Linked DNA regions of Homo sapiens: region 2 is linked to region 1. The links are chromatin contacts, found by Hi-C or POLR2A ChIA-PET in ENCODE. All regions are on one chromosome and are shown on one strand. The core of a region is the stretch at or near the end of the contact, and the rest is flanking DNA. Distances in the headings are between cores, read along the strand shown. Region 1 holds the start of SMPDL3A (sphingomyelin phosphodiesterase acid like 3A). Region 2 has its middle 95 kb from the start of CLVS2.

The links. Hi-C counts contacts between places; a loop is a spot of excess contacts on that map. ChIA-PET counts read pairs that join two places held with the same protein, here RNA polymerase II (POLR2A). Pooled maps may share reads with other maps.
Region 2: a loop to region 1 is called in a map of gastrocnemius medialis, with 2.3 times the contacts of the local background. The contact joins the enhancer-like site here to the promoter of SMPDL3A in region 1. A Hi-C loop is called at or near these places in 1 of 168 maps with a recorded cell type or tissue (gastrocnemius medialis) and 1 of 50 pooled maps. POLR2A ChIA-PET finds 5 or more read pairs at or near these places in 1 of 52 experiments (MCF 10A).

What each region holds. Positions count from the first base shown.
Region 1 is chr6:122,787,260-122,791,853 of GRCh38, forward strand. It overlaps SMPDL3A (sphingomyelin phosphodiesterase acid like 3A), which reads left to right and starts at 1,999. Exons shown (of 8, transcript NM_006714.5): 1 at 1,999-2,199. The coding sequence starts at 2,088. RefSeq lists enhancers at 1,809-2,310, 2,311-2,810, 3,914-4,083, silencers at 2,025-2,319, 3,425-3,719 and a cis regulatory region at 3,999.
Region 2 is chr6:123,088,539-123,093,008 of GRCh38, forward strand. No RefSeq gene overlaps it. Among named protein-coding and RNA genes, the nearest start is that of CLVS2, 95 kb to the left of the region's middle. Within about 2 kb of position 2,838, at least 10 of the 41 ENCODE cell types and tissues checked have a DNase peak (open chromatin) inside an H3K27ac peak, as active enhancers do; they include gastrocnemius medialis, where a contact is called at or near this core.

The sequences.
Region 1 (4,594 bases), core at 749-3,248:
TTTTATACATTTTAGGGAGACATGATACAGCAATCAATACATGTAAGATTTTTACATTGGTTCGATCTAGACGGGCAGGACAACTTGAAGCTGGGCGGGGGGTGGGTGTTTCCAGATCACAGGAAGATTTAAACATGTCCTGATTGGCAATTGGTTGATTGAAAAAGTTATTATCAATAGAAAGGATGTCTGGGTTATGATAAGGGGTTGTTAGACCCAGATTTTGTCACACAGACGAAGCCTCCACGTAGCAGGCTTTAGAGAAAACAGATCTTAAATGTTTCTTATCAGACTTATGGTCTATGTTGATGTTAATTACGCATGTCCAACCCCCCCATCCCCTTTTTCATGGCCTGAACCAGTCTTTCAGGTTAAATTTTAGAGTGCCCTGACTGGGGAAAGAGTCCATACAGATGGTCGTCCATTCAGATGGTTGTGGGGGGCCTTCAAATTTTATTTTTGGTTTACAAAACAGAAAATGGAAGCACCTTGCTTCCCACTTCAAAGCCCGTTTCATGACACACACTCCCATTAAATTACATGGGATACAAAACAAAGCTTTCTATGCTGGGAAAGAAATACACTCTACAACATCTTTTTTGAGGTTAGTAATTATGGAAAGCATTTTCTTCTGCAAAGGAATTCCACGCCCTATAAATTTAAATTATTAGCTTGTCATCTCCAAGAGATCAGCATCCTCATAAACGGTGAGAGAAGGAACACAGAATACAGGATCCAGCACAGTTTCGGGATTCTGGCTTCTTTGCCAGACTTATCTTTGCTTACTTCTTTGTATAGACTTACTTCTTTGCCAGACTTATCTTTGCTTACTTCTTTGTATAGACTTACTTCTTTGCCAGAAGTATATTCAAAAAAGTTCCGTGGAAGCATCAAATCAACCACCTCTACTTATGATTTCCATGCATCTCTGGAATGCATAAAGCATGATTTCAGAACATGTTCTAATTCTAAGACCCTTCTCTTCCCGGCAGTTTAAAAAAAACAAAAAACAAAACGTCGTATCTTTGAGCATTGGTTTTCAAACATCACAATCACTTTAACATGACCTGAAATGCTTGTGAAAACACAAACTGCTGGGCTCCAGCAGGTTTCTGACTCAACAGGTCTAGGGTGGTGCCTGGGAATTTGCATTTCTAACTAGAGTTCCCAGGTGGTGCTAATGTTCCCAGTTCAGAGACTTCAATTCGAGATCCACTGCAGTATCCATAACTTTTGCTGATTTCCTTCAAATCATGATACTTCAGGGCTCTCTGCATCACCTCTACTGAGGAGCCCTACCCATTAAAGCTGGGGTAGGTTGGCCCAAGAATGGAACCGGGATCGTTGAGATTTCAGCACCCCAGCATTTTTTAGTGACTGAAATAATGAAAATTCTGATCAGGCTCCTGCTTGCTTGCACATTTTAACCACTCGCTTTTTGCCCAATATTCTCCTTGTTTCCACAATATAATTATAAACTGCTGAGGTACTGCTTCCTCGTCAAGAACAAAGAGGTTAACTTCAGGGTCACAAAAATGTTTGCAGAAGGGATGAATACCTCCAAGGGCTTTGCAACCAGCTGCGGATGCCTGGACGTCTAATTGCTCAAAGGTGTTATCTGAGACTGAAGAAACAGACTTTTCCCCTGGATTCTTTGAAAATCCCCCTCTCTTATTCTCTAGCAGAATAAAAACTCCCTGCTTTTTCCTTTTTACACACGGATTTGAGAGATCTTGTTCTCCCTCCTTCTGGCTTTTACTAAATTGAATGTCTTTCTCTATCCCCAAGCACCAGTATGTCAGTGTTTGACATCAACTGCACCACTGATACACGAGTCGGAATTTGAGCTTCTACAAGTACATTCCTTCCTAGGCCAAACACTGACGCTAAGAAATACGAGAACAGATCATCGCTAAACAGCAGCTGAAGGTCAGGCGAACTGACTCGCTGCGGAATCTGCCTTTGCACGTGATCAGTCGGACGTCTACACCCGCAGCCGTCTTCTGTCTCCGCCTCACCCTCAGGCCTGACGGTCCGAGTGGAGCTGCGGGACAGCCCGAACCTCCAGGTCAGCCCCGCGGCCCTCCATGGCGCTGGTGCGCGCACTCGTCTGCTGCCTGCTGACTGCCTGGCACTGCCGCTCCGGCCTCGGGCTGCCCGTGGCGCCCGCAGGCGGCAGGAATCCTCCTCCGGCGATAGGTGAGTTGTCCGCGACCCTTCTCTTCCCAGCCGGCAAAGAGCGCGGAGCGGCGGCGCCTGCGCACAGCAGGAGAAAGTGCGTGGGGGCAGCTGCCCCCGGCAGAGGCTCGGGCTAGCGGGGCCCCTGACGCGTCCGGCGTTGACCACGGCTGGTGGGCGCGGGGAGGGCGACCAAGGGACTACAGCGTTAGGGCGTCCAGCCGGGAGGCCGGGGCTGGGCGGGGGAAATGCCCTCGCCGGTGGGGGCGCTCCAAGGGCGCGTCGGCCGGATTTCGCCAGCCTGGCTTTTGTTTACATCCTGCATCTCAGTTGTTTTGTTCCTTGGGGAAGGAAGGAAAAGCTGCGGGACTCAAGGGAAGAGGAAGCTGGGAGTCCGATGTCCAGCACAGCAAGAGGCCCCTAATCGGTCCTGAATGGAGGGGGACTGCAGTTTCCCCACCAGCTCAGGGAAGTAAATTTCAGCGTGACTCACACTATCTTCTGTCTTGCTCGACCGAGATCAGTGGCTTTTTCTGCCACTCACCCAGCCAGAGCGCGAAAGCACCCTCGGGTAGACTCACCCCTTAGTCTACCGTGGAACTCACGGGGACTTCATTTCACCTGGATGTCCACTAGGTTTCCTGCGGGCGGGACCCATTTTATTCACTCCCAGCACTTAACACAGTGCCCGTTACAGTAGTGATTCTCTTAAGTGTGCCCTGGACCGGTGGCAGCAGCCGCCGCACTTAAAATTGTTAGCATTGCAAATTTCCAGCCCATCCCAGACCTACTGAATCTGAAACGCCGGCGTTGGGCTTCCACAGTATGCTGTTTAACCCACCCTCCGCATGATTCCTTTCGGCTAAGTTTGAGACTCACTGGTCCAGAATAGATACATTTTGGTGGGAGATTGTACAATGCCATCCGAGCCTCCAGTTCCAAAAATCAAGGTGCCCTCACCTCCTCAACTCCCTTTAAAAATAATTGCACTGTTAAGAGGAAAAACAAAATTAGAGAAGTGGGGTTCTGTTTTCTTTTAGGGGAGAGTTGTCCCTGAGACTCGGTAGCAGCACCTAGTGCTGAAACCTCTTTCGCTCCCTCTGTGCTTTCTCAGGACTTGGGAGCGCTCTAGGGCAAATATCTTCTCTTTGAAGGCCAAGTCCTCACGACTCAGCTGTCAGGTCTGAAGCAAAAACTGTAAATCTGGTTTCCGAACTGTGGCAAATGTCAGTCATTACAAGAAATTTCCCCAAAATGTTTATGTATACTGGTTTCTGCTTTTATTACGGCTTAGCTTGTGTTCCTTTAATTATGTGACCGGTTAGGGTTTTGAAATAAAATGTCTCACGTTGCTTGAGGCCACACAATGGCAAATTCACCTGTGTTTTAAAGAGGCCTGAATGAGCGCTTTCTGGGGACTCTGTGAGTCTTCACACCTCCTGTTTGGGAAACTGCAAGGTTGAATCCCCTCCTACTAAAGGGGAAGGAAGAGGGGTTACTGGAGTTCAGTGGTCTGAAGTGTTACTGGAGTCACTGGAGTTCGAAAGTCTGAAGTGTTACTGGAGTTCAAAGGTCTGAAGTGTTCACTCAGCAGTTTCACAATTCTCCTTGTTTGTAATATTTTGCGTATTTTCCACTTGATGTGACAACTCTCCTGCCTCCTCTCAGCCCCACATGCTTGGACTTCCTTTCAGCATCCACCCTGCCTGGCTACTGCTTTCTTGTTTTGTGTTTTTGCGTTTAAATTCCCAGTCTTAGTTTTCTGCCCTGTCAAGTCCTGGTGGTCGGACGACAGAAGTTCTAGGAAGCTTCACCTGTGTGTTTTTGGCTACAGTTCTTTAGATTGAGTAGGCTGGGACTGGCTTGTGTATTGGTACTGTTAAAGCAAACTAAATACGGCCTGAGAAGGACTCCTTACTTCTATATTTGAATCCTTGTGAATGAACTGTAACCTAGCTTAATAGTCAGATGAGACTGAAAACCTAACTTAAGAGTATGCACTGGTAACAATAGCTAAGTTTGGCCAATCCCAGCAGCCATACTTCAACCATTCATATACTGCTGAGTGTTCAAACTATGTTCAAATAAGGCATAAGGCGAGCTGAATTATGTCTGAACTATGGTTCATTGGATTCTTGAGAAGTTATAAAATATTTTGGATTAAAAGATTTTCTGGTATAATTTTGAGAGTTTTTCTAGATTTGCTGAACACACACACATATTTTTGGAAGTCTTTTTAAAAATTTATTTTATTATTTTATTTTATTTTTTATTTTGAGACAGTCTCGCCCTGTCACCCAGGCTGGACTGCAGTGGCGCAATCTCGGCTCACTGCAAACTCCGCCTCCCGGGTTCACGCCATTCTCCTGCCTCAGCCTCCCGAGTAGCTGGGACTACAGGCGCCCGCCACCATGCC
Region 2 (4,470 bases), core at 1,588-4,087, 300 kb after region 1:
GCATGGTGGGGTATGTGAGTCTTTATTTTATTATTCTTTAAAATTTCTTGTATGTTTGAAATATTTCACTATAAAAAGGAATGTCATGATTTTGGCTTACTCCACCACTATATAAATATTGTCCTGACAATTAAATAATTTTGATGAAGTGCCATTCTGTTAATCTGCTGAAAAGGCCCACATGTGTCCATGTTTTCCAGGCCCTGTAAAATGTGGTTAAATTAGGTCCAGGTGCCATTTAAGGTGAACATTGTTCTCTGTGCAAGCTGCTTATAGGGTAGTGTTTAGCTATCTCAGTTCCATTAAAGAGAGTCAGAGAGATTGATCCTCATTAAATGACTAGTCTGCAAGACTTTTTATGGACTGAATTGTGTTCCATAACCCCCAATATGACTGTGGTTGGAAATAGGGCCTCTAAAAAGGTAATTAAGGTTAAATGAGGTCATAAGGTTGGGGCCCTGATCTGATATGACTGCTGTCCTTATAAGTTCTTCTTATAAGGGACATGAGAGGTGTGCATATGCAGAGGAAAAAGTCACAGCAGGAAAGAGACTGTCACAAGAGAGAGAGCTCAGGAGCAACCAAACCTCCCAACACCTTGATCTTAGACTTCCAGGCCTTAGAGCTGTGAAAAAAATGCATTTTTGTTGTTTAAGTCAATGAGGTTGTGGTATTTTGTGGGATGGAATTTTGTGGCATGAAATTTTATGATTTGGAAGCCCTAGCAAATAAATACAGCGATTACAGCATGAAAAGATATGAGATTGAAAGCCCAGAAATAGATGAAAGACCAGAAGTAGACAGGTTAATTAGTCTATGAAACTGAAGATATTAAAAGAATACCAAATGGCCTTTTCAGCAAAGTTGCTGGCAGTATCAGATTTCCTAATATAAACATTTCCTAGCAGCATCAGGTGGCCCATGGCCTTATTCTAACATCAGGTGATTGTCAGCATGGCTGAATACCCAAGTATAAGTCATGTCTGCAAGAAGAAATAGATTTTTTTTTAGCTATTGTTACAAATAGCTTTCTTTGTTTTGAGTTTTATACTTTGTTTATATTACTTCTCACACAATACCCTATAAATTCTGGCATATTAGTAATTACTCCAAGGTTTAGTGCCCAGCTGCCTAATTTAAGTCCATTTCTGTTGTTAATAATTAGAAACTGTAGGAAAAAACAAACAAACAAATAAACAGAAACAAACAGCACAACCAGGTCTTAAATGGGCTTTGGGTTCCATTTTAATGATATGTTAGTCTTTGAGTGTGTTTTTTTTTTTTTTTTTTTTTTTTAGATAGACTTTCACCCTGTCACCCAGGCTGGAGTGCAGTGGCGCAATCTCAGCTCACTGCAAGTTCCGCCTCCCGGGTTCAGTTCACACCATTCTCCTACCTCAGCCTCCCGAGTAGCTGGGACTACAGGCACCCGCCACCACGCCTGGCTTATTTTTTTTGTGTTTTTAATAGAGACAGGGTTTCACTGTGTTAGCCAGGATGGTCTCGATCTCCTGACTTGTGATCCATCCACCTCGGCCTCCCAAAGTGCTGGGATTACAGGCGTGAGCCACCGTGCCCGGCCTAGTTTTTGAGTTTTAAAAAATAATGTTACTGTTACCCATTACTGCTTCTTCTCAGACATGAGAAAATTTTTTCTTTATTCCTTTTGGATAAATGGATTGTTTCAAACAGAAAGAGAAGATTTGAGATAAAGGGGCCTGCTGAAGACAGTTAAACTTAAGGGAATGACTAAACAAGAAGAATGAATGAAGATAGTGACAGCTAAAAGAACATTGGATTACTATGGAAATAAGACATTTAATATAACACTCATAATGATATCTACCAGTTTTTGAGCCCTTATATTACACTTGGGTCTATGCTCTGCCTTTTATATATTTTATTCAATTTAATCTTTAAAACCACCCTATAGAGTGGATACTAAGATTAGCCAAAATTCTCAGATGAGAAAACTGCCATTTAGTGACATCAATTAATCTGCTCAAGGACAGTGCCAGGATCTGAATCCAATTCTTTCTGATTGATAAACCTAGGACTTTGTCTTAGTCCATTTGGAATGCCATAACAAAATACAACAGATGGGGTGTCTTATAAACAACAGCAATTTATTTCTCACAGTTCTGGAGGTTGAGAATTCCAAAATCAAGGCACCAGCATATTCAGTCACTGATGATGGCAAGCTTTCTCATAGACAGCTCCTCTCACTCTAACTTTACATGGCAATCCATAGAGGAGTCTCTCTAAGGCCTCTTCTATAAAGGCCCTAATCCCATTCATGAGTTCTCTGCCCACATGACTTAATAACCTCCCAAAGACCCCAGTTTCTAATACCATCATCTTAGGGGTGAGGATTTGAACATACAAATTTTGAGGACACATAAACATTCAGATCACAGCAGCATCTTTAACCACTGCAACATACTGCTCCACAAAAGACAGATATTTCTTTTAAGAAATTACAGAAGTCAACGTGAAGCATTATAATTGAAATCTCTTGTATATTATCAGGAGTCAGAAGACAGCAAAGCTGAAGTCTGACTCTGCTTTGCCCTGCGTAGTTTCAGGACACCTTGTACTTCAACTCATGTTTGCTCATGACTCAGTGTGGCTGACATCTCCATGACACACAAATTAGACCAGAGAAGCAAGACTCTCCCTGAGCTGGAGCTGGCCCTCAAGGTAGTGTATACCAATCAGATATATCCTTGGAGGACTCCATAATCAGATTTGGGAGGTCTGGAAGGAGCCCAGACTTTCTATTCAGCAGGAGTGGGCTGAGATTCAGCTGTAAATAGAAGAGAAAGGCTGCCATAGCAGTGGAAAATAACTATGTAGCCCTGGCTTGTCCATTTCACATAAATGCCACAATGATTCATCTTTGAGTTGATAAACATGTTTTCCTAAGTGAAAGTCAGACAGACAGGATGTGATTCCCAGCTAGAAGGGCTTCATTACTAAAGTATTATAGAGAGAAGCTGCTGAGCCTATGCCTTTGCCATGCTGGAAATGGATTTTTGCTAGGGGCACAGTTTTTCATTTCAGTGAAATGCAGATAAGGGGAAATTCTGGCAGTTTATTGTAGTGAGTCTTTAGTCTTACTTTCCTTTTAGTTCTCATAGTGACACAGGTCTGGTGTCATATTCAGGGCTCACATTAAGAATATGAGCAATGCTCACTGACTTCATTGACATAGTCGCCAATGTATTCCCAAACCTGAGGGGGAAAAAAACACCACAGACTCAGGATTTGAAATATAGATGGCACTGTTAGACTCAGGATCTATGTTTAGAAAGAAATTAGGCACATAGCCACCAGATAGATGCAAGGAAAATACCACACCTCAGTTATTAAGGCATCAGGTTTTCTTACAGGCTCTTGTTTACAAGTACAACCCAAGTTCACCACCATCACCCCACACTACCCCATACTTTCAAAAATCACTTTATAATTCCCAGGGGAGAATTATAAATCAATGTTGATTGATTGCTCTGTAGTATATGTAAACAAATAAAACCAATGGGCATGGGGAGCCCAATTCACTGCTTCTCTTGTGACAAGATTAATTTCAAGTCAATCCAGCACTGAACAAACATATATTGGGCATGTAATATTTGGTGGTCTCCATCTGGTTGCTGGGATAGGAGTATGAATAAGAAGGAGCTTTTACTTGTGAGGGCCTTACAACCCAATAAGGGAGACAGAAGCACAAACACCTGTCAGTGTAATGTGGCATGAGAAATAGTAGAATTAGAAAGTATGATGAAAAGAATAATGAAAGAATAATTTTTTCCTGACTGAAAGTAGAGTTAGGAATGAAAATAGAATTACAGAAAGCTGAAGCTAGGAGCTTGATAAGGTCTAAATGTGTGTCCCCTCCAAATCTCAAGTTGATGTGTGATCCTAAATGTTGGTGGAGGGGGCTGCTGGGAGGTATTTGGATCACTGGGGCAGATGGCTCTTAAATGTCTTGGTGCCCTCTCCGTGGCAATGAGTTCACTTGAAAGCTGGTTGTTTAAAGACCCAGTACCTCCCCACTCTCTCTTGCTCCCTCTCTGACCATCTAACACACTTCCTTCCCTTCCCTTCTGATTTGACCAAAAGCTTCCTAAAGCTTCACCAGAAGCTGAGCAGATTGCAGTGTACAGCCTGTGCAGCCTGCAGAACCGTGAGCCGAATAAACCTGTTTTCCTTATAAATTACTCAGTCTCAGGTATTCCTTTACAGCAACACAAAATGGACCAGAACAGAGATGATACTGTGATAGATTTTAAAGCCTGAGAAAATCATTTTTCAGGTAGACTAGTGAAGTAATGCATTCTAAGCCTGGGGAAGAATATGGGCAAAATCATAGCAGAGGGCCTGTTTGTGGTATAGTTTAGGAATGGTGACACATCAGGCATGGCTGTAGAGTGAGGTTTTGTGAGGACAGTGTGGAGGCAAAACTAGAAA